Regions from separate parts of the Homo sapiens genome. Here all the other regions are linked to region 2. The links are chromatin loops, found by intact Hi-C in ENCODE. Cell type or tissue: heart left ventricle. All regions are shown on one strand. Links, peaks and the distances in the headings refer to the core of each region. The heading gives the core; the rest is flanking DNA.

What was found. Hi-C counts contacts between places; a loop is a spot of excess contacts. Peaks named below come from ENCODE experiments on the same cell type or tissue, not always from the same donor. Only the 100,000 strongest peaks of a DNase experiment are listed, where the experiment ranks them.
Region 1: it touches region 2 in a loop (13-fold over the local background); 17 of 110 quality-filtered maps call a loop at or near these places.
Region 3: a loop joins it to region 2, with 2.6 times the contacts of the local background. A loop is called at or near these places in 11 of 110 quality-filtered maps.

Annotation. Positions count from the first base shown.
Region 1 is chr19:55,805,469-55,815,175 of GRCh38, forward strand. It overlaps NLRP11 (NLR family pyrin domain containing 11), which reads right to left. Exons shown (of 10, transcript NM_001394894.2): 3 at 3,301-4,870; 4 at 2,385-2,546. Among named protein-coding and RNA genes, the nearest start is that of NLRP11, 22 kb to the right of the region's middle. RefSeq lists enhancers at 4,035-4,329, 4,227-4,276. In heart left ventricle, for the core only: a CTCF peak has its summit at 4,202 (motif pointing left); no DNase peak of the experiment used is centred there; H3K27me3 peaks cover 1,114 bases.
Region 2 is chr19:55,628,898-55,638,604 of GRCh38, forward strand. LOC107983998 (a long non-coding RNA gene) reads left to right here and starts at 6,106. Exons shown (of 2, transcript NR_171683.1): 1 at 6,106-6,815. It also overlaps a transcript of ZNF581 not described here. RefSeq lists enhancers at 6,061-6,280, 6,351-6,440 and a silencer at 6,560-6,727. In heart left ventricle, for the core only: CTCF peaks have their summits at 2,935 and 3,656 (motif pointing right); DNase peaks (open chromatin) are centred at 2,964, 3,691, 6,094 and 6,615; H3K4me3 peaks cover 2,606 bases; H3K27ac peaks cover 1,528 bases.
Region 3 is chr19:55,380,168-55,389,874 of GRCh38, forward strand. It overlaps TMEM238 (transmembrane protein 238), which reads right to left and starts at 4,125. Exons shown (of 2, transcript NM_001190764.2): 1 at 3,555-4,125. The coding sequence starts at 4,092. The coding sequence ends at 3,562. It overlaps RPL28 (ribosomal protein L28), which reads left to right and starts at 5,765. Exons shown (of 5, transcript NM_000991.5): 1 at 5,765-5,798; 2 at 6,183-6,271; 3 at 6,403-6,526; 4 at 7,763-7,881; 5 at 8,076-9,707. The coding sequence starts at 6,191. The coding sequence ends at 8,165. It overlaps MIR6805 (microRNA 6805), which reads left to right and starts at 8,014; the gene lies at 8,014-8,075. RefSeq lists silencers at 3,631-3,720, 4,011-4,350 and enhancers at 3,725-4,687, 4,641-4,710, 4,741-4,810. In heart left ventricle, for the core only: a CTCF peak has its summit at 3,777; DNase peaks (open chromatin) are centred at 3,834, 4,204, 5,284, 5,714 and 1 weaker place; H3K4me3 peaks cover 4,800 bases; H3K27ac peaks cover 2,832 bases.

The DNA.
Region 1 (9,707 bases), core at 703-8,702, 180 kb after region 2:
CCCATTTTACACAAACAACTTCTCTCCCAAGTCTTTGCCCCATGTTGCAACAAAACTGTTTAAGGTTTTGTTTTTTTTTTTAAATACACACAATGGAGTCTCACTCTGTCACCCAGGCTGGAGTGCAGTGCCACAATCTCAGCTCACCGTGGCCTGCGCCTCCCGGGTTTAAGCGATTCTCCTGCCTCAGCCTCCCAAGTAGCTGGGATTACAGTTGCATGCCGCCACACCCGGCTAATTTTTGTGTTTTTAGTAGAGATGGGGTTTCACCATGTTGGCCAGGCTGGTCTCGAACTCCCAACCTCAAGTGATCCACCCGCCTCAGCCTCTCAAAGTGCTGGGATTACAGGCATGAGCCACTGCACCCGCCCTAAAAGTCTTCAGTTCTCCTTTCATCATTTTCAATTAGGCTTTTCTGCTCTCACTACCCTTCCAGAACTGTTCTTGGCCAACAATGACTTCTACCTTGCTAATGTCATTGGCCAATTCTCAGTCTTCAGTCTCCTTGAATAAGGACTGCCATCTGACACAGTTGACCTTTCCTTCGTTGGGAAACTTGCCTCACTGGGATCCGAGGATACCACACCCTTTACTTTACCTTCTAGCCTAATGACCACTCCCTCAAAGGCCTTCGCTAGTTTCTGCTTTTCTCCCCAATCACTTTATGTTGGAGAACTCCGGGCATCAGTCTTTGGATCGTTTTGCTTCCTGAGCAACATTCCTATCCTTGGTGAACTCAGTCCTTGGCTTTAAATACACATTTGTGTTATACACATGTATACATGAACGACACCCACATTTTACCTTCAGTTCAGAAACATTACACACTGCTCTCTGGACACCTAATAGACATCACAGCTTTAGCTCAAACAACTTTAGACTGACCTTCCTCAGATTCTGGCTCTCGCCGTCATTTCCCAACTCAGTGGCAACTCTCACATGGCAGTTTTCAAAACAAAGATCTTGGGACAATTCTCTCTCCTAGTCTAGATTTAATCAAGGAATCATCCTTTGTCAACATATGCCCCGGAGTTCGCACCTCACCAACCTCTACTATTCACACCCTCAGAGGCACCATTGATTCTCACCTGGCAAATGCCAAGAAAAAGAGCCTCCTCTGAGCTTTCAGATTCTGCCCTATGCTCCCCGATTGGCCATTTTTAAACGCGGTATCCAGAATGAGCTTCTTAAAATGCAAGCTAAATTATGGCATCTCTGCTCAAAACCCCTCAAAATGCCTCACCTCACTCCAGAAAACCCAGTCCTGACACTGGTTTACAACACCATGATCATGCCATACATACTTGTGAGCCATCTCCGTAATACCCTTCCTGCCTCACACTGGTCTAAACATGTAGGTCTCTGAACTCAAAGCCTTTGTTTCATGGATCCCTCCCATCCCAGGGGATGACCAACAGTTTATCTGGCTCATTCTTTCACCTCATTCAAGTCTTTGCTCAAATCTCACTTTCTCTGTGGAACTTATTACTACAGCCTGTACCCTCCCACACCCCTAAATACCCACTTATGCACCCTGACCTTGCCATTCTTTTCCCCCCGTAACACCATTATCCTAAAATACTTTAAAATGCGTGTACTTATTATGTCTGCCTATATTCTGTCTCATCAGATAGCAAACAAGGAAATTTGTCTTTTTTCCCCCCATTGATATATCCTAGTGCTTAGACTAGCACCTCAAACAAAGTAGGCATTCTTCTTGAATGAAAATAAAGTTAACTCCTGGGCTTCCAGAATCCTAAGATCATATATGTTGATGTGTACTGAATATTTTAGTGCCATTTCCTATAGAGCTATTATAAACTCAGATAAATACTAATTTTCCCAGTGACTGTTTAGGCAAGTACAGCTGCTTTTCACCTGATTCTAACGCATTCTGTAGGAAAGAAACTGTTAGACTCCTACCCTGACCCATTTTTGCTTTCTTCCTTAGGATAAACCCACTTGTTACTATTTCTTCCTGATTCCAAGAGACTACTTTCCCAGTCCCCCTTTGTAGTTATATGAAGCCGTATGAAGACAAGGTAAACAGGCCAATGAGATGCAAGCAGAAGTGATACAAGAAAGAGTTTTGAAAAGACTCCATCAAGGAAGCTCCTGAAGCTTCTAGATAAACCTTTCCTTCTCCCTTCTGTTGCTTCCTGCCTTGAAGGCAGCCATGATGGCTGGGACCTCAGATGCTACTGTGGCCTAAGGTCATCTTTATCATAGACACACTAAAGATGGTTGAGAAGTACAGAAGGAGCCTAGGCCCTGATGAGCCTGACCTGAAAGTGTGTTTTGTATATTGTCTTCTCCCAGAGAAAGAAAAAGACCACCGTTATTCCTAGGGGAACCTCTAAGGCAGAGGTTGATATAGTACTTACTTGAGTGTGCGAAGTTTACAGCTAGAATGCTCCAGGGCTTTAGACAGAATCCTTTCTGAAATACCATTAAGGTCATTGTCAAAGATATGCAGCTCCCGGAGGCTCTCCATTGTATAAAAAAGAGAGCAGATCTCTCTCCAGTAGACAAGGCTCTTCATTTGACTACATAGAAGAAAAATTGAGTTTTCCAATGGAATCGATTCAACTCCAGCAATTTGTAAAACATGTAAATTAAAGTATGTTTTGAGAGTGCCTGTTGTCTGACTCAGATTTAATACCATGCAGCAAGAAATAAAGTAGGGTCAAACATGAATGAACAACACTCAGATCCATTAAAGTAGCTGGTGATTCCATATTCTGATAAGACACATCTGAGTGCAGGGCCTTTAAATGCGAGATTATTAAATATTTTTAAACTTCAATATTAAAAATCAATGTTGCATGTTTTGTGCTATCATGAATACTCCTATAATGTAACAATACAAGGTTTATTTCTTTTTAATCTATACAACAGATCTGAAGAAATTAGGTTAAACCACTGGTTTGCAATGAGGCAATTCTGCCGCTAAGCAGACATTTGGTGATGTATAAGATTTTTGTTGCTGTCACAAACGGGGAAAAGGGGACCCTACTGGCCACAGGAGAGACCAGAGATACTGCTAAACCTCTTACAATGTGCAAGATAGACCCCCACCACAAAGAATAGCTGGCCCAAAACTTCAACAGTGCTGAGGTTTAACTCAAACTTTGAGTTTAAACAGAAGCAGAGAGATTTAAGTCACTGGTCTAATTAGAAGCTAGATTGGAAGTCAAGTTCTTCATGGCCCCGAGTTTGTCTTGTTCTGGTCAACAAGCTCTAGAATTATGGGCAGGTCTTAGGAAGACAGGAAAGAGGATTTATTTTTTAAAGACTCACCTAGCAGTTGGCCTTATAAGTGGCTCTTTGTTTTGAAAGATGCGCTGAACACTCAACTTAAGTGTCCTCAGGTGACAGCAGTAATCCAGACAGTATAATGAGACCATCATATCCTTGTCTGATTGAAGGTAAACTGTAACCTCCATGAGAGCATCCACAATCGTCTTCACAAATTCTTCTTCCCGATTCTCATAGAGACAGTAAAACAAAGGCATATGGTGCGTCAACTTTTCCGGGTCACGGTCCAAATGTTTCATGTATCCCACCGAGTACCACTTGAAGCTGTCTACCATCGGTAGCTGGTATCCAAAGGATGTCTCAAGAATCTTTCTCCTGTTTGCATTTAGAAGACCAAAAATGAAAGTAAACACTTGATTAAAGTCAGAGTATTGTTCTCTCTTCTCTTTATACTCTCTGCTGCCTGAGGGGATCAGATAGTTGGGTACTGCCATCAGAAATGCAATGGCTGTACAAAACTCCTGGACGTTCAAGTGTATGAACTTGTAACGGTCTTTATGAGTGTTGCTCGGCAAAAGAATATTCGCGGCCTGCAACACAGAGACATCAGCCTCAGTAAACCCAACACATCTGAGGTCTTCACCACTGAAATTCAGGGTGCTCAGAAACAGTCCTCCTGCAGCCAGCAAACACAGACGTTTTAGGAGACCTAGGTGATACTGATTGGCAGTAAGTCCAGCCTCTGATGTCAACGCATCAGCAAGAAAGTGGGCATGTAGATCAGTGGGTGTTTGGCAGCAGAGCTGGAAGTCACGCCCCTTGTCCATCTGCCGCTTCAGGACAGTACACGTGATCCAGCATAAGATGGCGACTCGGCACAGACCCACGAGTATTTCATCCTCATGTACAAGCTGGAGGGCTGCCGACGCCCTCTGGCGGTCTTTAAAGAAAGAGTTAAAATATATCTCCCTCTTCCCATTCGACAGCTGCAAGGTCGTGCAGCAATCTACCTCTTTCAAGAACGTTTTTACATTATTCCCACGTGTGGGCCTTGAGGAGATGAGGAACCAGCAGCCTGGAGCCATTTTTCTCTTCAGCAAACTGACCAGGAGAACTGGAATGGGAACTTTCTGGGTGCTGTTACTACACAAAGCACTTTCATTGACATTTAACTCGAATCTTATGTTGTCCAAGTCCTCGAGGATGAAAAGGAGTTTCTTGGGATCAGACAGGATGTCTGCAATGGGAGCCTGGCCGTCAGGCCAGTCCTTGGCGATTAGCTCAGCCAAGCTGCTGTTGGTCATCTGGTTTATTTCGTGAGCAGTGAGGTGAACGACGTACGAGATCATGTTCTGCCACATCTCACCCTTGATCCACCTCAACACAGCCAGATTTATAACAATAGTTTTTCCAGATGCTCTCTCTCCCATCAGGAACACATTGAGATTGTTTGCTGAATAATAGCTGGTAGAATCATAGGCTAATTGAAGTATGTAGAACACATCTGACGAAACGTCACGAAAAAATTTATAATGAAATTTTCCAAAAGTGTGACTTTCCCATTGCAGCATGAATTTTCTCCTCATGACAGCTTTGCATGCCTCCTGATTGCCTAATCCAGCGAGTACAGGGCAGAAAATACAGAACAAAGATGAAAGTTCAAGATGTAAAAACAGTTTTAGCTTCTTTTCATGTTTACAGTAAAAATATAGTAGAAATTTTTACTTACTACTGCTTATCACAAAGATATAGGTACAAAGATATTTACCATCATGTTGCTTGTTTTTGAGATGGAGTTTTGCTCTTATTGCACAGGCTGGAGTGCAGTGGCACGAACTGGGCTCACTACAGCCTCCACCTCCCAGGTTCAAGCGATTCTCCTGCCTCAGCCTCCCAAGTAGCTAGGATTACAGGCGTGCACCACCACACCTGGCTAATTTTTTGTATTTTTAGTAGAGACAGGGTTTTGCCATGTTAGCCAGGCTGGTTTCGAACTCCTGGCCTCAGGTGATCCACCTGCCTTGGCTTCCCAATGTGCTGGGATTACAGGCATGAGCCACTGCGCCCGGCCCATATTGCTTTAAAGGAAAAAGGTTGAATAAAACCTATTCAACTCATACAGTGGAGTCGACAGATCTGTTTTAGCTTTGTTCTTTATCCTTCAAGGGCTTCCCTCTCATGTCTTGGCATCAAGAACATATTTCTTTCCTTTTTGGGGGTTCCTTAGCGTTTTAGGTAGCCTTCAATTATGTTTCATTTCATACCCAGTTTTTCCTTTGAGGCAATAACTCGAGTTCAGGGACTGTTTCCTGGTACGTATTCAGCTCAAAGTATCTATTACATCTTGGCCCATCAGTCATGAGTTACACGTTCATCTTCCCTTCTATTTTTTTGTTTATGCATATCATTACTGAAATCCTGATCATTTAATGAACTACTTAAGATAAATGAAATTGTATGGAATAAAGTTAAAATTTATCGTAAAGGGAGTCTTATTTCTTGAGAATACACAAGATTGCACTCCCACTGCAAAAACAAACAAAAATGTTAAGACATAAGTATAAAGCTGTCATAGAGGTATGATACAGAAATGATCCAAATAAGTGAATTCCTAGAGGGGGATGACTCCTTCCTTAGTGAGCAGATACTTGAAAATGTTTTTATCCCTGGGTAAGGGCAGGCAAAAGAGGGAGCCTGGCAGCATGGAAGAACTTTGATGGGATAAATAAAAGCCAATGATGAACAGCTGCAGCAGGGCTGGTGTGGTGGACCTGAATGTACTGGAATGTGGCACACTGGCTCCCCCCCAGTGGAGATGAGCCTGATGGATCAACGGGCCTGATCCCACCCTCTAGACTACCAGGGCTGCCTAGTTCCGACCTAGCACATCTCAACAGCCTGGCAGAGACAGGACTTTCTCCTTACTGTTTTTATCTATGACGTTTAGTATACAATAAAAAAATTGAGATTCAAAGAAGCAGAAAGCCATGGTGATGAGTATGGTTCATGATTATAAACCATGATTCATAATCAAGAAAAAAAAATCTTTGGAAGATGTCTATTTAGGTGTTTTTCTTTTTGCCAATTTATTGATTAGGTTATCTGTTTTCTTGTTATGCAGTTCCTTATATACTTTGGATATTAGTTCCGTATCATACATAGTTTACAAATATATTCTCCCAATCCAGGAGTCTCTTCACTCATTTCCCTTTGCCATTCAGAAGCTGTCCAGTTTCACACATGTACACACACACACACACACACACACACACGTAAGAGAATAAATATGTGAGATAATAGATTTGTTAGCTTCATGTCAACATTCCACAATGGAAGCATATCAAAACATCACATTGTCCCATATAAGTATGCATAACTATTTGTCAAAAGTAAAATTAAAAAAAAATGAATAGAAGCATATGTACGGATAACCCAGCTTTTGGAATTAGGAGGTAATTTTATAATAAGTTTCATATTATGCATATATCCCCATATATTAGGTATATAGAGTATAAGAATCAGATGGATGCTCTGTAACTTAAAATATACACTATGCAAAACAAAGAATTCATTGGAATGGCTGAATGGCAGATGGCACACACAGAAGAAAGGATGAGGGGGCACCAGCACAGATCAATAGAATTGGCCTAACAAGCACAGAGGAAAAACAATCACAAAACCAATCAGACCATCAGGGAACTGTGATACAATATCAAAGGACCAGTATAAAATACGTGTAATTACAGTCCCAAAAGGAGAGGGGATGAAAAGGTATTCAACATCACGAATCAGAAATGCAAATAAAAATCACGATGAGCTATTCCCTTCACACCTGTTAGAATGGATATTATCAAGAAGACAAACGGTAAGTGTGGGTGAAGATGTGGAGAAAAGGGAAGCCTTGTGCACGGTGTGTGGGGCTGTCAATTAGAGGAGTCATTACGAAAAATGATGTGGAGGTTCCTCAAAAAATGAAAAATAGAACTACCCTAGGACCCTGAAGCTCTTTCTTGAGAATCCTTTGTGGTCAGAAAAGCCTGTCAAGGACGTTTTTATTTTCTATAAACTTAGTTCAAAACCTTAAGTTTATTCTTCAGTCCATTTCTCCCTTGTCACCTTTTATGATGAGCAAAACCACCACCACCAGGCTGCATCTTTATTGTCCCCCTAAATCTCCTTATCTTCAAGTTAATAATGTGCATTTTCCACTGTTATTTCAGGAACAACCTTGCTAAACTTTCCACCAGTTCAGGTTCCCACCTGATAAAGTCCACTGAAGGTCAAAGGCATGTTGAAAACTTATTAAAATGGTAGAGGGTGGCCAGGCACAGCGACTCACACCTGTAATCACAGCACTTTGGGAGGCGAAGGCGGGCAGATCACCTGAGGTCAGGAGTTCGAGACCAGCCTGGCCAACATGCTGAAACCCCATCTCTACTAAAAATACAAAAATTAGCCCGGCATGGTGGCAGGCGCCTGTAATCCCAGCTACTCGGGAGGCTGAGACAGGAGAATCACTTGAACCAAGGAAGCAGAGGTTGCAGTGAGCCAAGATTGCACCACTGCACTCCAGCCTGGGAAAAAAAATTTTTTAAAGCAGAGGAAAGTTACAGGTCAAGTAGTTTCTTGACCTGTAGTTTCCTCTACCCTTTAATTACTTGACTTGTAGTTTCTTTCCCCACTGAAAATTTCAAGGCCCATCAGGCATCTACCAATTTCCTGTCCCAAATTCCAAAGCTCCATTTGAGTTTTGTTTTCCACTGGGAGCAGTCTATGTAAGTACTAAGACCTTTTGCAATTACTACTGCGATATGTCGAGCCATCCCAGAAGAGGTACTGGGTGAAGAAAGTGAAGAAAAGAAATCATATCTGATATTCTCTTAAATATCTGCAATTTGGAGAGAAGTAAACAGAGCAGGTGAGCATGTACCTCATGAGGAAGGGACAGCACAACAGTCTTGAGAATAAGATGATCAAGAGAAGCAGGAAGGATTTCTATTTTCTCAGGGCCCTGGGCAGAGGAGGAGGGGAAAGACATTGCAATGTCCATGGAAGTGAGAAACTCACTGAGTGGACTCAGCCCTGCTACTGACATTTAAAGGGTCACCATGGAGGACACAGCCATGGTCTCCAGGAAAGCCTTCTCTCAAACTTGGGTTCACTTCCCCCTCATTGAAACCCTCAGTAGATAGTGGTAAAAATGTAAAGGGTAATAAGAGATTACAACATGGCCTAGGAGGCATGTTCAGTAGACTTTACGCCAGACTGATATCAGTCTGTGGCCTGTTAGGGACTGGGCCCCACAGCCGATGGTGAGTGGTGAGTGACTGAGCACTCCTCTGTATTTACAGCCGCTCCCCATCGCTCACATTACCACCTGGGTTCTGCCTCCTGTCAGATCAGTGGGAGCATTGGATTCTCACAGAAGCGTGAACCCTATTGTGAACTGCACATAGGAGGGATATAGGTTGCACCCTCCTTATGAGAATCTAATGCCTGATGATCTGTCACTGCTTCCCATCACCCCCCAATGGGACTGTCTAGTGGCAGGAAAATGAGCTCAGGGCTCCCAGTGATTCTACATCATGGCGAGTTGTAGAATTATTTCATTATATATTACAATGTAATAGAAATAAAGTACATAATAAATGTAATACATTTGAATTATCCCCAAACCATCCATCTCCACCCCTTCTAGTCCATGGAAAAATTGTCTTCCGTGAAACTGGTGCCAAAAAGGTGCGGGACCACTGCTTTACACTATACCAGGACAAGCTATACATTTTGGACACAGTTGTCCATAAGCTTGAGCTAGATAAGAAAAGAGAAGTGAATGACAGGATAACCATGCAACTAAAAAAAAAATTACTAATTCTGGAAGAAAACACTCAAGGAAGGAAAACAAGTTTACCACCATGTCAAGGTACTTAAAGTGTAATTTTTAAAATATCTAAAATATGAAGTGAGGCATGGTTAGAGAAGATGGTAGACCAGAAGCTGGTAGTGTGCACCGCTCTCATGGAGAGAGAACAGAGCAGCAACACCAGCTTTTCAACTGGATTATCTAGGACACACGGGATTCATCAAGGAAGCCACACAACCCACGGAGAACAGAAGAGTGAGACAGGACAGCCACCAGCCCAGGACTGGCACACGGCCCAGGAAGGCTCCTGACCACAGGGAGATGGTGAGTGAGCAAGAGTCCCCACGGATTGTTATTTTACAGTGTATATCAAAACATCAAGTTGTACACCTTAAGTATACATAATTTGTATCTGTCAATTACATCACAATAAAGCCAGAAGCATGTAGGTATGGAAGGAAAAGGTCTAAGAAAAATGTATGGCCTCAAAATAGAGAACATAGACAGAAAGATCAAATTCAGGTTACAAAAAAAAATCCTTGTAATTATGGAGTATGTAAATATGGGTGACAAATGTTTTAAAAAG
Region 2 (9,707 bases), core at 654-8,653:
AAATATATTAAGTGAAAGAAGCCAGGCACAAAGGACCACATATTATTAAGATTCTATTAACACCAGAATAGGGAAATCTATAGAGGCAGAGTGTAGCTTTGTGGTTCCTTAGGTTGGGTGGGGATAGAGAGTTGGGGGGAAGGAAGAATAGAGGAGTGATACCTAAAGGGCATGGGATCTCTTTTTGAGGTGATGAAAGTGTTCTAACGTTGACTATCATGATATGTGCACACAACTATGAATATACTGACTATTGAATTATACACTTTAAATGGGTGAATTGGGTGGGGTTCAGTGGCTTCCGCCTCTAATTCTAGCACTTTAGGAGGCAGAGGCAGGAGGATCCCTTGAGCCCAGCAGTTCCAGACCAGCCTGGGCAACACATCATGACAGCCATCTCTACCAAAAACCAAACAAACAAACAAAAACAAAAAACAAAAACAAAAAAAGCCCGGTGTAGTGGTGCATGCCTGTAGTCCCAGCTACTTAGCAGGCTGAGGTGGGAGGATTTCCTGAGCCCAGGCGGTTGAGGCTGCAGTGAGCCATGACCGTGCCATTGCAATCCAGCCTGGGCAACAGAGTGAGACTCCGTCTCAAAAAAACTACAAAGAGGCCAGGCGCGGTGGTTCACGCCTGTAATCCCAGCAGTTTGGGAGGCCAAGGCAGGAGGATCACCTGCGGTCAGGAGTTGGAGACCAGCCTGGCCAACATGGTGAAACCCCGTCTCCACTACAAATACAAAAATTAGCTGGGCCTGTAATCGCAGCTACTCCGGAGGCTGAGGCAGGAGAATCGCTTGAACCCAAGAGACAGAGGTTGCAGTGAGCCGAGATCGTGCCAGTGCATTCCAGCCTGGGCACAGAGCAAGAATATGTCTCAAAAACACACATACACACACACACACACACACACACACACACACACACACCTCTAAATGGCGAATTATATATGTAGTGATATGTGAATTACACCTCAATAAAGCAGTTTAAAAAAATAATCGGCTGAACATGATGACCTTTCAGGATCAAACTGCAGATGATATTTAAAAACTATAAACCTGGTATGGTAGGTATATGGATGTTTACTATGCAATTTTATTTTTATTTTTATTTTTTAGGCAGAGTCTTGCTCTGTCTCCCAGGCTGGAGTGCAGTGGCGCAATCTCGGCTCACTGCAAGCTCTGCCCCCAGGGTTCACACCATTCCCCTGCCTCAGCCACCCGAGTAGCTGGGACTACAGGCACCCGCCACCACGCCCGGCTGATTTTTCGTATTTTTAGTAAAGACGGGGTTTCACTGTGTTAGCCAGAATGGTCTCGATCTCCTGACCTCGTGATCTGCCCGCCTCGGCATCCCAAAGTGCTGGGATTACAGGCGTGAGCCACCGCGCCGGGCCAGTTTGTTTGTTTTTTGACAGAAAGTCTCACTCTGTCGCCCAGGCTGGAGTGCAGTGGCATGATCTTGGCTCACTGCAGCCTCTACCTCTTGGGCTCAAGCGAGTTTCCTGCCTCAGCCTCCCAAGTAGCTGGGAATACAGGCGCCTGCCACCACGCCCGGCTAATTTTTGTATTTGTAGTAGAGACAGAGTTTCACCATGTTGGCCAGGATGGTCTCGAATTCCTGACCTCAAGTGATCCGCCTGCCTCGGCCCCCCAAAGTGCTGGGATTACAGGCATGAGCTGCTGTGCCCGGCCCCTTTTTCTTTTTCCTTCTTTCTTTCTTTTTCTTTTTTTTTTTTTCTGAGACAGAATCTTGCTCTGTCGCCCAGGCTGGAGTGCAGTGGCGCAATCTCGGCTCACTGCAAGCTCTGTCTTCCCGGGTTCACGCCATTCTCCTGCCTCAGCCTCCCGAGTTGCTGGAACTACAGGCACCCGCCACCTCGCCTGGCTATTTTTTTTTTTTTTTTTTTTGGTATTTTTAGTAGAGACAGGGTTTCACCGTGTTAGCCAGGATGGTCTCGATCTCCTGACGTCGTGATCCGCCCGCCTCGGCCTCCCAAAGTTCTGGGATTACAGGCGTGAGCCACCACGCCCGGTCTCTTTTTCTTTCTTTCTTTGTTTCTTTCTTTCTTTCTTTTTTTTTTTTTTTTGAGATGGGGTCTTGCTTTGTCATCCAGGCTGGAGTGCAGTGGCACAATCATAGCTCACTGCAGCCTCGACCTCCTGGGCTCAAGTGATCCTCCCACCTCAGCTTCCTGAGTAACTTGGACTACAAGTGTTCACGCCATCATGCCCGGCTGTTTTGTATTTTTTTGTAGAGACAGGGCTTCACCATGTTGCCCAAGCTGGTCTTGAACTCCTGGGCTCAAGCAATCCTCCCGACTTGACCTCCCAAAGTGCTGGGATGACAGACGTGAGCTACCGTGTCTAGCCGCCATAATTTCTTTCTTTTTTTTTTTGAGACGGAGTCTTGCCCTGTCACCCAGGCTGGAGTGCAGTGGCGCGATCTTGGCTCACTGCAACCTCCACCTCCTGGGTTCAAGCAGTTCCCTGCCTCAGCCTCCCGAGTAGCTGGGATTACAGGCGTCTGCCACCACACCCAGCTAATTTTTGTATTTTTAGTAGAGACGGGGTTTCACCATCTTGGCCAGGCTGGGCTCAAACTCCTGACCTCCTGATCCACCCACCTCGGCCTCTCAATGTGCTGGGATTACAGGCGTGAGCCACCGCACCAGGCCTATCGCCATAATTTCATTCAACCTCTCTGGTCCTCAGTTTCCTTATCTGTGAAATGTTACTGCTGAATTTGAGAAACCAAAGGGCCTTCTTCCAAATTCTAGTCGTGAGTTACGTAAGGTTCCTTAGTGAGGCTGAACGAGTCTTTGAACTTGAGCTTCTGCAGGCTAGAGGAAACACAGTAGTCCCTACCTGCTTCTTCCAGGTTCTAAGGTGGGTGAGACATTTTGATATTTTGGTCTTTGTCGCCCCCACGAGGCCTAGGAGGGTTCCCTGTCGCAGCAGGTGTCCAATAAAGATCAATCCGCCAGGTGCGGTGGCTCAGGCCTGTAATCCCAGCACTATGGGAGGCCGAAGCGGGCGGATCACCTGAGGTCAGGAGTTCCAGACCAGCCTGATCAACATGGAGAAACCCCGTCTTTACTAAAAATACAAATTAGCCCGGAGTGGTGGCACATGCCTGTAATCCCAGCTACTCGGGAGGCTGAGGCAGGAGAATTGCTTGAGCGCGGGAGGCGGAGGTCGCGGTGAGCAGCGCTGAGATCTCGCCATTGCACTCCAGCCTGGGCAACGAGAACGAAACTCCTTCTCAAAAAAAAAAAAAAAAAAAAAAAAAAAAAGTGAGAAAGATTTACTTGCCACCTAGGGTAACTGCTGGTCTTCTTTCCCCCGTTAGTCTCGCTCAGGAGGCGGGTAATCTATTTTAACTCTGCACCTGCTGGACTTTGTGAATGGGCAGTTTACTCTCTGGTCTCAGCAGCCCCATCGATAAAATGGGAATAACTTGTCTCCTTGTCAACAGCCAGATGGTGGTGATTTGCCAAATCTAAGACATCTATTTTCTTGCCTTGTTCTTCTTTATTTTTTCCTCTCAGTTTTAAAACTGGATAGTCCCAGGACTTCTCCCAAACCAGGATGAGTTGCTCACCTATTTTGTCCTCACTTGTATCCTTAAGTCCAAACTGTCATTACCTTATTGACCACCAGGGGGTGCCCTACACACGTAGTACTGTGGTTTAAGAAGACAGCTCAGGAGGAGGCAAAGAAAGAGGGCCCAGTTCCCAGCCTTGCCCTGAGTTCCTACAAACCTTCACGAGCCTGCTCTACTTCACACAGCATCATGTCTCACACTCAGCATCCTCCTGGCCCTATGATATGAACATGTGTGTGGTCCAGTGGAAAGGTCTTTTAAGTACTCCAGCAGCCTCTGCCAACACTGGCTAACCAGCTGGGTGGACGGTCACTGCCTCTCTGCCCACTGTTCCCAACATTTCCAGGAGTTGGCCCAGCATATCCTGGCCGGCTGAGAAGGCTGAGGCCACCTACTTGATTTTATTTATTTATTTTTTGAGACAGGGTTTCACTCTTGTTGCCCAGGCTGGAGTGCAATGGTGCCATCTCGGCTTACTGCAACCTTCGCTTCTTGGGTTCAAGTACTTCTCCTGCCCCAGCCTCCTGAGTAGCTGGGATTACAGTCACACGCCACCACGCCCGGCTAATTGTGTATTTTTAGTAGAGACGGGGTTTCTCCATGTTGGTCAGGCTGGTCTCGAACTCCCGACCTCAGATGATCCTCCGCCTCAGCTTCCCAAAGTGCTGGGATTACAGGTGTGAGCCACCCCGTCCGGCCTCTTTAGGTTATCTTTAGAGCTGGATATCATTTCCCTCCATCACATAGCCTTGCAGAGGGAAGTGACATCATTGTTAACCAAAATAAGTTACTGAGGCAAGAGCCTCAATCACTCCAGAGCTTATATATCCAGAGCTTGAGGGCAGACCTGGGAAAGGCAAGAGTCACAGAAAACCTCTGTGGCTTATGGAAAGGTTTTCAGGAGGCTTAGTATTTATACATTTCCTTAAAGGAGGGAAGGCAGGTGGGAAGAGGGTGACAGATGGAAGAATGATTGAGCTCATCGTTTTTGTTCTGTACCTGGGAAGATAAGCATTATCAGTGGGAAACCTAACAGACTTTAGTTTTAGGAGCTAGACTTAGATTGCAAACCTAAAGTTACAAGGGACATGTTCTTCTTCTTATTATTATTTTTATTTGAGACAGAGTCACTCTGTCATCCACACTGGAATGCAGTGGCGCCATCTTGGCTCACTGGAACCTCCAGCTCCCAGGTTCAAGCGATTCTCCTGCCTGGGCCTCCCAAGTAGTTAGGATTACAGGTGTGCGCCACCACGCCTGACTAATTTTTTTTTTGTATTTTTTTTTTTAGTAGAGATGGGGTTTCACTATGTTGGCCAGGCTGGTCTTGAACGTCTGACCTCAGGTGATCCGCCCGCCTCGACCTCCCAAATTGTTGGGATTACAGGCGTGAGCCACAGCACTCGGCCCATGTTCTTGTTTTATGGGAGGATGGAGGACAGCAAACAACAATGTGTACTGGTGGTCACGTGGAGGTACTTGAGGCGCTTTGTTTTTCTGTGAGGGTCTGGCTAACGTGTAATGCTTTGACACAAGGTTCTGAAGCAACAGCTGTTGATCTGGGAAGCAGATAGCAGTGTTGCATAACTCAGTCTCCAGGCTTAACCTTCCCTTTGGCATAATGAATTTGGCAGCCCTGAGACTTTTAAAATAAAAGTCTTTACATCCTACTAGCCAGCTTTGACTAGCAGTGTGATCCAGGGCCAATGACTGCCCCTCTATGGCCTTGGCGTTACCACCTAACCAATAGGGATACGGTACTCCATTTTCTTGCCATGGAGCAAATCAAGAGTTAGGGCCTGACTGTCTTCAACTGTCTCATGAGTTGAAGAATTTCAGCCCTCTGCCTTTGCTCTGTAGCAACAGACAAATCACTAGACCTTTCTGATTTCAGGTCCTATTTGTAGAAAGACTTTGTACTGTCTTTCCTACTCTAGAAAGTCTTTCCTGGCCGGGTACGGTGGCACACGCCTGTAATCCCAGCACTTTGGGAGGCCGAGGTGGGTGGATCACTTGAGGTCAGGAGTTCAAGACCAGCCTGGCCAACATGGTGAAATCCCCATCTCTACTAAAAGTACAAAAATTAGCCGAGGGTGGTGGTGTGTACCTGTAATCCCAGCTACTCGGGAGGCTGAGGCAGGAGAATAGCTTGAACCCGGGAGGTGGAGGTTGCAGCGAGCCGAGATCACACACTGCACTCCAGCCTGGGCAACAGAGCGTGACTCCGTCTCAAAAAAAAAAAAAAAAAAAAAAAAGAAAGAAAAGTCCTTTTTTTTTTTTTTTTTTGACAAAAGCCATCTCTGTTGTATTCCCTCCCTCAGCATCCGGCACGGCGCCAAATAGTGATTTCATTTTAACTTTTGTGTAGTGTGTGTGTGGAGTAGCAAGGTGCGCGACGCAGGAACCTTTCTCTTGTGGGTGCGTTTCTGGCCCGAGTGCTTTCCTGCTGCTCTCCGAATCCGGAAGCTGCTGGAGAAGTCGGAGCATCCCGGAAGTCGTCACTGCGGCCGCTTCCGGACGTGAAAGTTTGCTGCGTAGGGATAGGGAGACCGGGCCGGATTGCGGGGAGTGAGCAGGTTCAGCAGTGACGGCATTCTTAAGAGTCCTGCCCAAGTGAGGGACTTGGGGTGTGGGACAGAGTGGCCCCCAGGGCAGTGGGCGTTGGAAACTGAGAGGCCCTGCGAAGGAGGCTTGGGGAGGGGCTACGGTGACCAGGGGACGAGGTATAGGAAGAGGAGGGCGGAAAGCCTTGAGGGTGGGCTTCTTGGATCCCAATTGCCCCAGAGGCACAGGCCTGGGCATCACTGTATTATTTCCCGAGGGGAGAAGGGGCTATTTCCCATGGGAAGACAAAGTGGGATGAATAGTGGACCTTGAGAAGAGGGGGTGGCCAGGAAAAGGTTCCTGAAGGAGGCAGGACCCAGACTGCAGGCTGGGGAGGGTTTGGGCAGCCAGAGGGAGGTGAGGGTGCTGGAGCGGGGGTCAATCGGTCACTCCGGCCGGAGATCTGAGTGGCCTCTGCCCCCTCTGCGCTGTGGAGTGCATCTGATTGCCAGCCTCGCTGGACCGTTGAGAGGATTCATCGAGACCCTGGATATGAATATGCAGTGTGAACTGAAGTTTGGGGACATGAGTAATCAGTCACAGTGGCCCAAGATTTGAGGTGTAAATGGAGAAGTCAGAATGATTCGCTGCAGCTGTCTGGAACAGGTTGGGTGAGGGCAAGGGTGGGAAAGGTGGCTGAGGCCAGGTTGTGAGAGGCCTTTCATGGCAGGCTGAGGGGGTTATACTATAGGGAGGATTTTAAAAAGAGGAGCTGGTGGACTGGTGAGCAGGGCATATAGGTGACACCTAGCCAACTTGAGAGGTCAGAATACATGATTCCAGAAGGCTAAGGAGAAGGCTGCCAGTAGAGGAAAGGGGAAGAATTCCCAGGGCGAGGAAAACACATAAGCCTTTGCGTGTGGAGCTGTGTAAATTCAAGGTCTGGCCAGGGGGCTGTGAGATGCCGTGTGTGCTTGGAGCACAGGAATGAGAAGTGAGGTGAGGAAGTGGCTGGGCCACCTCACAAAGGGCCTCAAATTCTAGGCTGAGAAACTCGGACTTGGTCCTGAGGGTAAAGGGGGCCGGGAGAATGTTATGCATGGTGCTGAAGTTGCATTCAACACAGCTGTGAGAAGCATCTGTCAGGGTCAGGCCAGTGTGGGAGGGGAACTGGAGGCCAGGGTACCAGATATGGTGGTCCAGGTGAGAAGGAAGGGGCCAGAACTTGGCTTGGAGAACGGAGGTCAGTGCCCTCAGGGGGTGGAGGTGATGGAACTTGGTGCTTGTCTGGCTTTGGGGAGTGAGGGAGTGGGTGGAAATGGGGACGTCCAAAGTTCTAGATGGTGTGGCAAGAATTTTGTCTAGATGGTGTGGCTTCCTCATGATCATGTCTTGGGGTTGAGCAGGGGTTCTCTTTGGTGGGGAGCTGGGTAGGGAGGTAATGCTTCACTTTTGGATGGGGCGATCAAATTCATTCATGTATTCATTCAACCAATATCGAATTGATTCCTTACCGTTTCCTGAAAGACCTTTGATAGATTCTGAGGGTAGAATGTTGACCAGGATGGAGCTGGGCCTTGGAGAGTGGGGAAGGCAGGCAGTAACACAGCAGGCAGTAGATCAACGAGGCCATATCATGGATTGTGCTGTGGGATGTGAAGGAAATGAACAGACGGAGGACGCAGAGCAGGGCACCTGGAGCTACCACGGTCACTAAAAGCTGCTATGACCAAGTGTTCTGTGAGCTGAAACCTGAAGGCCAGGAAGGAGTCACTCTTGTGAGGGGCTGAAAGGAACATCACAGAGAGGGGAGGAGCTAGCACAAAAGCTCTCCAGATGGGAGAGGCTGGTGCACTGGGCAAGGGAAAGCCAGCACCATGGTGCCCAGAAGGGAAGGCAGCTGGGGGGCCAGTCTACGCAGGGCCTTGCAGAGTGTCTGGGTTTACTCTAAGGGCAGAGGGGAAGGTTTTGATCATGACGCACTGCAGTCTGAAACTCCTGGGCTCAGGCAATCCTGTCTCAGCTTCCTGGGTAGTTGGGACTGTAGGCAGGCACCACCACCTCTGCCTAATTATTATTATCATTTTTTTTGGAGAGACAGGGTCTCAATATGTTGCTGTGTCTCAGAGGGGAAGGTTTTAAGTCAGGGAATGATTCTGTGAGCTTAAAAAATCACTTGGAAATTGCCATAGGGAAGGGAGGGAGAAGGCCAGGCATGGTGGCTCACGCCTATAATCCCAGGACTTTGGGAGGCTGAGGCAGGCGGATCGCTTGAGGCCAGGAGTTCGAGACCAGTCTGGGCAACAGGGTGAAACCCTGTCTCTTCTAAAATTACAAAAAATTAGCCGGCCATGGTGGTGCGCGCCTGTAATCCCAGCTACTCAGGAGGCTGAGGCGGGAGAATCGCTTGAACCTGGGAGGTGGAGGCTGCAGTGAGCTGAGATCGTGCCACTGTACTCAAGCCTGGGCGACAGAGTGAGACTCTGTCTGAAAAAAGACACAGCAACAAAAAAAACGAGAGGGGAGGGAGAGAGTGATGGAGGCGGAGGCTGCTGCTGCTATAAGCTGGGCGTAAGTGGTGGTGGTTTGCGCTGGGGTGGCAGCGGCGATGGTGGGATTACAGGGAAGTGTGTGGCTTGCTGACAGGGGTCATGTGCACTGACCTGGTGTGGGCAGAGGCAGGTGCTATCCTGGCCATCCCGCCTGCGGATGTGTGACCTCAGGCCAATCACACGATCTCTTTGAGCTCTGCTTCCCTCATCTGTAAAACAGGGATCCTCATGGTGCTTTCCTTGTAGCTCTGCCCTGAGGATGCTGTGCGTTTAGCAATGGCTGTTCCCGAGTGAGGGCTCAATAAATGTTGCTTATTGTTGTCATTATTTCTGGGGATAGCAGTGGGGGTGGGGGTTGTGGCCACTACAGTGCCACTAGTTATATGGTCTGAAACTCAAGAGAGGGATTGTGTTAGTTTCATTGTGTCTCTATGAGTGAATACCTGAGGCTGGGTAATTTATAAACAAAAGAAGCTTAATTGGTTTACGGTTCTGCAGGCTATACAGGACGTGTGGTCCTGGCAGCTGCTTCTGGCGAGGGCTTCAGGAAGCTTACAATCATGGTGAAAGGTAAAGGGGTAGTTGGCATATCTCATGGTGGGGGGAAAAGACTGGCAGGAGGTGACACGCTTTTTTGTTTGTTTGTTTGTTTGTTTGTTTAGATGGAGTCTTGCTCTGTTGCCAGGCTGGAGTGCAGTGGCACAATCTCGGTTCACTGCAACCTCTGCATCCCGGGTTCAAGTGATTCTCCTGCCTCAGCCTCCCAAGTAGCTGGGACTACAGGCGCCTGCCACCACGCCCAGCTAATTTTTGTGTTTTTAGTAGAGACCAGGTTACACCGTGTTGGCCAGGATGGTCTTGATCTTGACCTCGTAATCTGCCCGCCTCGCCCTCCCAAAGTGTTGGGATTACAGGCGTGAGCCACCACGCTCAGCCTGACATGCTCTTTTAAACAACTAGATCTCATGTGAACTCAGCGAGATCTCACTCATTACCTCGAGGATGG
Region 3 (9,707 bases), core at 528-8,527, 250 kb before region 2:
TACGTTCGAGTCAGTGTGGTCTGAGTCTTTGGTGGAGGCTCCAAGAGTGGAGGCCTGTGCAGCTGTGTTAGACGTTTAAGCTACGTAAAGGATTCTCCTCTCCTCCCCTCCCCTCCCCTCCCCCCTTCCCCCCTCCCCTCCCCCCTTGCCCGTCCCCTCCCCCTTCCCCCTTCCCCCTCCCCTCCCTTCCCCCCTTCCCTCCCTGCTTCCCCCTCCCCTCCCCCTTCCCCCCTCCTCCCCTCCCCTCCCCTCCTCTCCTCTCCTTTTCTTTTTTTGAGATGGAGTCTTGCTCTGTTGCCCAAGCTGGAGTGCAGTGGCACGATCTTGGTTCACTGCAACCTCCGCCTCCCAGATTCAAGTGATTCTCCTGCCTCAGCCTCCCTAGTAGCTGGGATTACAGGCGTCCGCCACCATGCCTGGCTAATTTTTGTATTTTTAGTAGAGACAGGGTTTCACCATGGTTGCCAGGTTGGTCTCGAACTCCTGACCTCAGGTGATCCACCCGCCTCGGCCTCCCAAAGTGCTGGGATTACAGGCATGAGCCACCATGCCCAACCTCATAAAGGATGTTCTTTTCTTTCTTTTTTTGAGACGGGTTCTCACTCTGTCACTCAGGCTGGAGTGCAGTGGCGTGATCTTGGCTCACTGCAGCCTTTGCCTCCCAGGTTCAAGCAAGCAATTCTCCCACCTCGGCCTCCCAAAGTGCTGGGATTACAGGCATGAGCCACTGTGCTCAGCCAGGATTTCCAAAGGTAACAGTAACTACAGGTGCTTATGTTTGCATTCTATGCCAAGCTTCATGTTAGCTTACGCTTCACCCGTGCAAGCAGATGTTCATGCTTTCTTACCCCAGTTCCTTCACTGAATCACGGCACGTAGCATATGATTGGGGTGACTATTTCCCCAAATCTCACAAAGAATAATATATAACTGGTAGCATTCTGGATGCATAGGAGAAAAGTTAATTCCAGCCGGGCACGGTGGTTCACGCCTGTAATCCCAGCACTTTGGGTGGCCGAGGTGGGCGGATCACCCGAGATCGGGAGTTTGAGACCAGCCTGACCAACATGGAGAAACCCCGTCTCTACTAAAAATACAAAATTAGCCAGGTGTGGGGGTGCATGCCTGTAATCCCAGCTACTCGGGAAGCTGAGGCAAGAGAATTGCTTGAACGCGGGAGGCAGAGGTTGCAGTGAGCCGAGATTGCGCCACTGCACTCCAGCCTGGACAACAAGAGTGTAACTCCATCTCAAAAAAAAAAAAAAAAAAAAAAAAAGTTAATTATTTACCTACATAGAACGTCCTAGGATAATAGGGTTTAATTCTTTTACCAAAACCCTATTTGAGAGATGAATTCAGTCACCCAACCATCCATGTGCCATTAAATGCATTCATCCACTCATCTGTGTACTTATCATTCAGCCCCAACCATCTATTCAACTACCCATTCACCCATCTACCTATCTATCCAGAGAGCGCACAGAGGCTGGGCAAACTCTGACTGTCCTATGGATAGTCCTATGGACCAGCCGAGGCCCCTGCCCCAAGGAGTTCCCAGGTGTAACCGCAAGTTAAGGTGCCCTGGGGAGGTGACACAGGCACCCTCATTTCTTTTGTTCAGTAGGAGTCTCTGAGGCCTCCCCAGTACCATGCTGCATGGGTGAGGCCGAGGACACAGAGAAGTATCAGGAAAAGCTCTTGCCCCTTTATCAGGCAGGGCTCCCTCTCCAACCATATCCATTCATGGTTCATTGCCCAATTCACCACCTACCCATATCTACCCATTAAACAACCCATCCATCCGTCAATCCAACCACATCCCTGCATCAACCAACCCATGTATTCACCCATCCACCCACCCACCCATCTGTCCATTCACCCGTCCATCCACCCATCCATCTACCCATCCACCTATCCAACCACCCACCCATCTATGCATTCACCCATCCATCCATCAAACAACTCATCCATCCACGCACCCATCGATCTACCCATCCACCCACCCACCCATCTATCAATCTATCATCCATTCACCCATGCATCCATCAACCAACTCATCCATCCATCCACCCATCCATCTACCCATCCACCCATCCAGCCATCCGTTCTTCCATCCATCCTTCCACTTCCCTACCCAACCATCAACCTTTCCTGATTTCACACTTTTTGCTGGGCAATGCTAGGAACAAGGACGCTAGGGACCTAGGTCTTACCCTCAAGGCACTCCCTGTCAGGTGGGAGAGACAGTAACAACATAGACACAGCACATGGCCATATAAGCAGCAAGAGGGGTCGCTCAGACAATATGAAGACCCAGAGAAGACCCAGAGAAATTAAGTTAAATCTTAAACATGTGAGAAGTTTTCTGGGTGGAGTGGAGACAGCCAAGGGCACTCCTGGTGTAGAGAAGAGCAGGAACAGGGACCAACTGGCTATCTGTGGACTAAGAGACACCATTAGTGCAGAGAGGCAGGAGAAATGGGGCCAAAATATGGGGGGTCCACAGGCCAGTGAGTGCTTCAGTTTAACCAAAGGTGAAGAGGGAGCCACAGCAGGTCTTTGAGCAGAGGCAGGCTAGCTGGAAAGGTGTGTTTAGGAAAGAGATAGAAGGTAGAGGGGAAAGGGGAGTGAATGTGTGGTGGCTTCATTTCTCCTGCTGTTGGTCCTTCTTACTCCTCCTTTTCTAGGCCTACAGGTCAGGAAAATCCCAGCTCCTCCTTTCCTAGGCCTACAGGTCAGGAGAATCCCAGCTCCTCTTTTCCTAGGCCTACAGGTCAGGAGAATCCCAGCTCCTCCACCTACGTGTTGTGTGGCCTTGGGCAAATGTGGCGCCTTTCTGCGCTTCAGTTTCCTCCACTGCAGAATGGGGATGGTAATAGTAGTGACCTTGGAGACCAGTTACATGGAGAGGATTAAATGGGGCCTGGTCTGGGCTCAGTGGCTCACGCCTGTAATCCCAGCACTTTGGGAGGCTGAGGAGAGCAAATCGCATGAGCTCAGGAGGTGGGGACCAACCTGGCCCACATGGCAAAACCCCGTCTCTACTAAATATACAAAAATTAGCCCGGCAAGGTGGGGCGCACATGTATTCTCAGCTACTTGGGAGGCTCAGGTGGGAGGACTGCTTGAGCCTAGGAGGTCGAGGCTGCTGTGAGCTGAGATCACGCCACTGCACTCCAGCCTGGGTGACAGTGAGAGATCCTGTCTCAAAACAACCCCAAACGACAACAAAACAAAACAAAACAAAAAATGGGGCCTGGTGTACCTGGAAGCTGGGGCTCTCCCCGTGCGGGGGGCCTAACTGTGTGACTCGACCCCCACACTTCCCATCTCCAGGGGCAGGGTCTCACAGCCTCCCCCACGTATGCACCTGTGCTTGCTGTGTCTGCGGTTCTCCGCCAGAGCCTTCCCGTCCCTGTCTCCACCCCGCCCTGGGACTCTACCTCCCCATGGCCGCTCTCTGTCTCCATCTGTCCATCGCTCCCCCGTCTGTCTCCATTCCCGTCCCTCCCTCGGTCCCTCCGTCTCCCCGCCCTGCCCCGCCCGCCCCTCACCTGGGCCTCACTCGCTGCCCGCGCCCGCCGCCCCGGGCCCGGCCTCGAGCGTGGCGAGCTGCAGGCGCACGCGGCGGGAGCCGGCGGCGGGCGGCGGGGGCGCGCGGGCGGCTCGGCGCGCTCTCCGGGAGCCGGGCGCGGGGCGCTGGCCCGCGGCGGCGGGCGCCGACCAGCGGCGGGAGAGCTTGCGCGCCAGGCGGGCGAGCGCCGAGGGCCGCAGGCCGTAGTCGCGCTCCAGCTCCTGGCGCGAGATCTCGATGTTGCCGGTGTACCAGAGGATCCAGCCCAGCAGGCTCAGGAACACCAGCAGCGCGCCCGAGTAGATGAGCAGGTCCCCGAAGTCGCGGCCGCGCACCTGCAGCTGCGCGAACACGCCGGTCAGCAGCGCCGCCATGCCCGCCACATCCAGCGCCACGGCCAGCAGCAGCGCCATCCGGCAGCGGCCCAGGCCGGCCGCGGGTGCTGGCGCGGCCGCCGGCGCGGACGGTGCACCCGGCGGGCTCCCCTGCGAGGCGCACACCGCTGGCGCCGCCGCCATGGCCCTGCACCGCCGCCGCTGGCGCCCAGAGAGAGCGTTCCGGGGTGCGGCCCGGTCCGGGGCGGGGTCAGGGGACGGCGCCAGGTGTGCCAAGCTCCCGCCTGGTCACCTGAACCGGGCTGGGCGCGAACCGGCGCGGCCGGGGTTACCCTGGTCGTGGTTTCCGTGCAGGGGCTATTGCTCAGAGGCCTGAGCTGGTGGTAGCCAGGCGCACAGCCACGGGTGCCTAGGGCCCGTGCCACCCAGGGAGGTCACATATGGCCAAAAATCAGGGCATTTTAGTGGTGGCAGCATGGGACACTCGGAGCCGGGCGTGGCGTTGTTTCTGCTCAGTGTCCGCCTCCCGAAGCCTGTGCAGATCAGACAGTGCAGATCAGACAAGGCCTTTAGACACCAAGGAGCTCTGGGACGCGAGAACCAGTAGTCGGGGTGATCTAAGAGGGGAAGCTCCGGGTTCCGCGGAAGCTGAGTTTCCTTCACTCAGCGCGTGTCTTCTGGGGTCTCCTGTGTTCAGCGAATGAAGCCACGGGCACAAGGACGGACGAGACCCATCAGGTCCAGAGCGCACCCGTGGAGGAAGCTGGGCGAACCCCGACTGTCCTATGGAGGATAGTCCTATGGACCAGACGAAGCCCCTGCCCCAAGGAGTGCCCGGGTGTAACCGCAAGTTAAGGAGCCCTGGGGAGGTGACACAGGCACCCTCATTCCTTTTGTTCAGTAGGAGTCTCTGAGGCCTCCCCAGCACCATGCCGCGTGGGTGAGGCCGAGGACACAGAGAAATATCAGGCAAGGCTCCTGCCCCCTTAGGGTGGCCCTGACAACGGATCATAACCTCCCAGGGAGCTGATGGGGTGTGACAGGCACACCATAGGCTGGAGGCACAGGTGGAGGGCAGGGAAGAGGACCGGCAAATCTATAGAATCCTAAAGGGAGCCAAGAGAAGCCACATGCAAATCTCCCTCCCTCCAAACAATTCTCCCTTAGAGGGCATCCGCGCTCCCCTGGGGTGGCAGTCAGCGAGAAGTTTCCGTGTAGGTTCTCCCCAGGCTTAAACAGTTTAAGAGTTTTATTTCAAGAAAACCCTGGGGAGGGCGAACTGCAAGAGGGCTGCCAGGATTAGCCGAGGGATTCCGAATGAAGACGGAGTATTTCCGAACATACACACCTCTCCCAAGAGCGTTTCCGGAGGGTTCCGAAAATACCCGAGCGGGCCTCGGCGCCCTCATTGGCCATCACCGCGAGGGCTTACGAAGACCGGAAATATCCAAAGGTGCCGGGGCTAGGCTTATATAGTTCACGCATTCACCAGTTCATTCATAAAACAAATGTTTGTTGAGCGCCCATCATATGCCAATCACAGTGACAAGTGCTGGGTGAGCAATACTGGAGAGATAACGCTGAGGTATGGGTCCCAGGACCTCTCGAATTGGAGCCACTCGGAAATCCAGCGGTAGAGTTTCGAAAACTTCCGAACGGTTCCCGGAATACGCTCTCGGCCCTCTAACCGAAGAGTTCCGAATATTCCCGAGCGTTGAGCGAATTTTCGGCGGAAGCAGCCGAACATCATCGAGCCGCCTCGGAGGTGGGGACCGACAACTCCTGTCGTGCCCGCCCGGAGAGGAAGCGGAAATGCGTGTACGGTATTAAAGGCGTCGCCTCGCCCCTCGCCTTCCTCTTTCCGTCTCAGGTCGCCGCTGCGAAGGGAGGTGAGCGTTCGTCTTCCTCGCGTGGTCGCCATCTCCGGCCCGCCGCGCACTCCCTCTCAGTCCTCTGCCTGCCTTCTCCCCTTGCGCCTCAAGGGTCATTGGCGGACCCCAACCCCTCCCCGTGAAGTCGTTGTGAATTTTCAAGTTATTTTCCCCTCACTCTCATTCGCCGCAGCTAGTCTCGGCTGCCTGAATTCGGTCCCGCCGCCTTAGGTCACTCAGTCCCGCCTGACAAGAGTTCTAGGTCGCTGTCTGCCCTCAGGGGTCTCCCATTCACCCAAGTTCCCAGTCGCTCTCTTCCTCTGCTGTCCGAGCGTGGCCCGTGGCCTAACGCTGCTTTAGTTCTCTGTGTCTGACGCTTTCCCTGTGCCCGTTTCCCCGCAGCCGCCGCCATGTCTGCGCATCTGCAATGGATGGTCGTGCGGAACTGCTCCAGTTTCCTGATCAAGAGGAATAAGCAGACCTACAGCACTGTAAGTGGGGCCCGGATGCGTGGCTCCTGCGGGAGGAGGGTCCTGAGTCTCTTGACTCTGGGTCAGAGGGCGGGACCTTCGCATGTCTCCGGGTCCCTTATTCACGATGCCTTGTGCCGCCTCCTTCCCAGGAGCCCAATAACTTGAAGGCCCGCAATTCCTTCCGCTACAACGGACTGATTCACCGCAAGACTGTGGGCGTGGAGCCGGCAGCCGACGGCAAAGGTGTCGTGGTGGTCATTAAGCGGAGATCCGGTGAGTTTTGTCTGGTTTGGGCCAGAGAGCGGCCCCTTTCCCGGGTCTGGGAGCTGTGATTTTTTACTGTCAGGCAGGAAGAGCGGTAACTGCCATCGCGGCGGGCATCCCTGGCGCCAGGGTGTTGGTCTGGGTACCGGCTTCCCTCTCGGCCGACTTGTCAGCTCTGTGAGCCGCGCGCGTCTGAGCCCGTGTCCTCACCTGTAAAGTGGAGAAATGAAAAAGGACCTGAACTTCCTCGGTGGTTGTTGAGAGTTAAGGCACGGGGTTGATGTTTTCAGATGAAATTCTCAAAGCAAGTCAGGGTGGGGATGGATGGTTTCATCCCACAGGTGGGAAGATTGAGGCACAACAGGGGAGGGGCCCTCGCTACCACACTTAGGAGGGGACAGGCTGGGTTGGTTGCAGCCATTTGATTCCCATTTTGCCTGTGTAGGTTAGAGAAGAGGTCTTGGGGACCCCACTCCATACATTGTGCTGTCAGGTGCAGGCCTTTTTGGGGATTCCCTGAATGTTCGTGTGAGTCGGGGGTCTCTAATGGAGGAGTCCAGCTTCACATGTGTTCTTGACAGGGCTGTATTTTCTTTTTAGAGTGAGTTTTTCTCAGGTCCTTGATTGGAACTGCCTCAGAGCCAAGGGTCCTTTTACTCAGTGGCAGCAACAAACGCAGTCTGTTGGCTAGTGATCCTCCTGTCTCAGGGACACGTAGTCCAGGGAGCAGCCAATTGCTTGGCACTTGGGGACCCCGTTCTGGGGAGTCCTGAAAGCTTTCACCTCTTGGATTGCCGAATACATGGGTGGCCCTTCCTAGACTAAGGGACTGGCCTGAGTGAGGCTGGGCCTCTCAGCCAAGCTGATGTTGAACCACTGCTGTGGGGATGGGCCTGGGGTTCCTGGGAAGCTGTTCATACCCATTGCCAGGAGCGTGGGCTCTGGCTGGACCTGGATCAGATCCTAACTGAAGCGGCAGCTTTCTGGCATGAGAAAGGAGTGTTTTCATGGTGGACAGAATTGGGCTATGAGTGTGGCAGAAGCTGTGTCCTCAGTACTCCGTGATGACGAGTGAGCCTCTGTGAAATGGACAGGTGGGAAAACAGCTACCTGCTGGCCTGCCCAGGCACCCGCCACGGGCCCACGCTGCTCAGCTTCTCAATGTGAGACTGTCCACACCTGCGAGGTGTGCTAAAGGTGCAGGTTAGGTGGACTGACCCCAGGACCTCCCTGACCCCCAACCAGGCCAGCGGAAGCCTGCCACCTCCTATGTGCGGACCACCATCAACAAGAATGCTCGCGCCACGCTCAGCAGCATCAGACACATGATCCGCAAGAACAAGTACCGCCCCGACCTGCGCATGGTGAGCTGGGGTTTGGGGATCAGGCTTGGGGAGACTGGCCAGTGCTGTGGGGAAGGGCCTCCCACTACTGGTTGCAATATGGGCTGGAGAGGGATGGATTCTTGCTTTCAGCCTACTCCCCACACCCAGCATTGGCCTAGGGGGCGGCTTGTGGAGTGTATGGGCTGAGCCTTGCTCTGCTCCCCCGCCCCCAGGCAGCCATCCGCAGGGCCAGCGCCATCCTGCGCAGCCAGAAGCCTGTGATGGTGAAGAGGAAGCGGACCCGCCCCACCAAGAGCTCCTGAGCCCCCTGCCCCCAGAGCAATAAAGTCAGCTGGCTTTCTCACCTGCCTCGACTGGGCCTCCCTTTTTGAAACGCTCTGGGGAGCTCTGGCCCTGTGTGTTGTCATTCAGGCCATGTCATCAAAACTCTGCATGTCACCTTGTCCATCTGGAGGTGATGTCAATGGCTGGCCATGCAGGAGGGGTGGGGTAGCTGCCTTGTCCCTGGTGAGGGCAAGGGTCACTGTCTTCACAGAAAAAGTTTGCTGACTTGTGATTGAGACCTACTGTCCCATTGTGAGGTGGCCTGAAGAATCCCAGCTGGGGCAGTGGCTTCCATTCAGAAGAAGAAAGGCCTTTTCTAGCCCAGAAGGGTGCAGGCTGAGGGCTGGGCCCTGGGCCCTGGTGCTGTAGCACGGTTTGGGGACTTGGGGTGTTCCCAAGACCTGGGGGACGACAGACATCACGGGAGGAAGATGAGATGACTTTTGCATCCAGGGAGTGGGTGCAGCCACATTTGGAGGGGATGGGCTTTACTTGATGCAACCTCATCTCTGAGATGGGCAACTTGGTGGGTGGTGGCTTATAACTGTAAGGGAGATGGCAGCCCCAGGGTACAGCCAGCAGGCATTGAGCAGCCTTAGCATTGTCCCCCTACTCCCGTCCTCCAGGTGTCCCCATCCCTCCCCTGTCTCTTTGAGCTGGCTCTTGTCACTTAGGTCTCATCTCAGTGGCCGCTCCTGGGCCACCCTGTCACCCAAGCTTTCCTGATTGCCCAGCCCTCTTGTTTCCTTTGGCCTGTTTGCTCCCTAGTGTTTATTACAGCTTGTGAGGCCAGGAGTTTGAGACCATCCTAGGCAACATAATGAGACACCGTCTCTAAAATAAAATTAGCTGGGTGTGGTGGTGCACCGCCTGTGGTCCCAGCTCCTCAGAGGTTGAGTAGAGGCTGAGGTGAGCGGAGCACTTGAGCCAAGAGTATGAGGCTGCAGTGAGCCCATGAGCCCCACCACTACACTCCAGCCTGGAAGACACCATGACACACAGTGAGGCCTGGATGGGGAAAGAGTCCTGCTGTTGATCCTCACATGTTTCCTGGGCACCTAACTCTGTCAGCCACTGCCAGGGACCAAGGATCCAGCATCCATGGCACCCCTGGTTCCTGCCATCCTGGGGTACCCGATTCAAAGAAGGACTCTGCTCCCTGTCTGAGACCACCCCCGGCTCTGACTGAGAGTAAGGGGACTGTCAGGGCCTCGACTTGCCATTGGTTGGGGTCGTACGGGGCTGGGAGCCCTGCGTTTTGAGGCAGACCACTGCCCTTCCGACCTCAGTCCTGTCTGCTCCAGTCTTGCCCAGCTCGAAGGAGAGCAGATCTGACCACTTGCCAGCCCCTGTCTGCTGTGAATTACCATTTCCTTTGTCCTTCCCTTAGTTGGGTCTATTAGCTCAGATTGAGAGGTGTTGCCTTAAAACTGAGTTGGGTGACTTGGTACCTGCTCAGGACCCCCCGCACTGTCCCAATCCCACTCAGGCCCACCTCCAGCTGGCCTCACTCCGCTGGT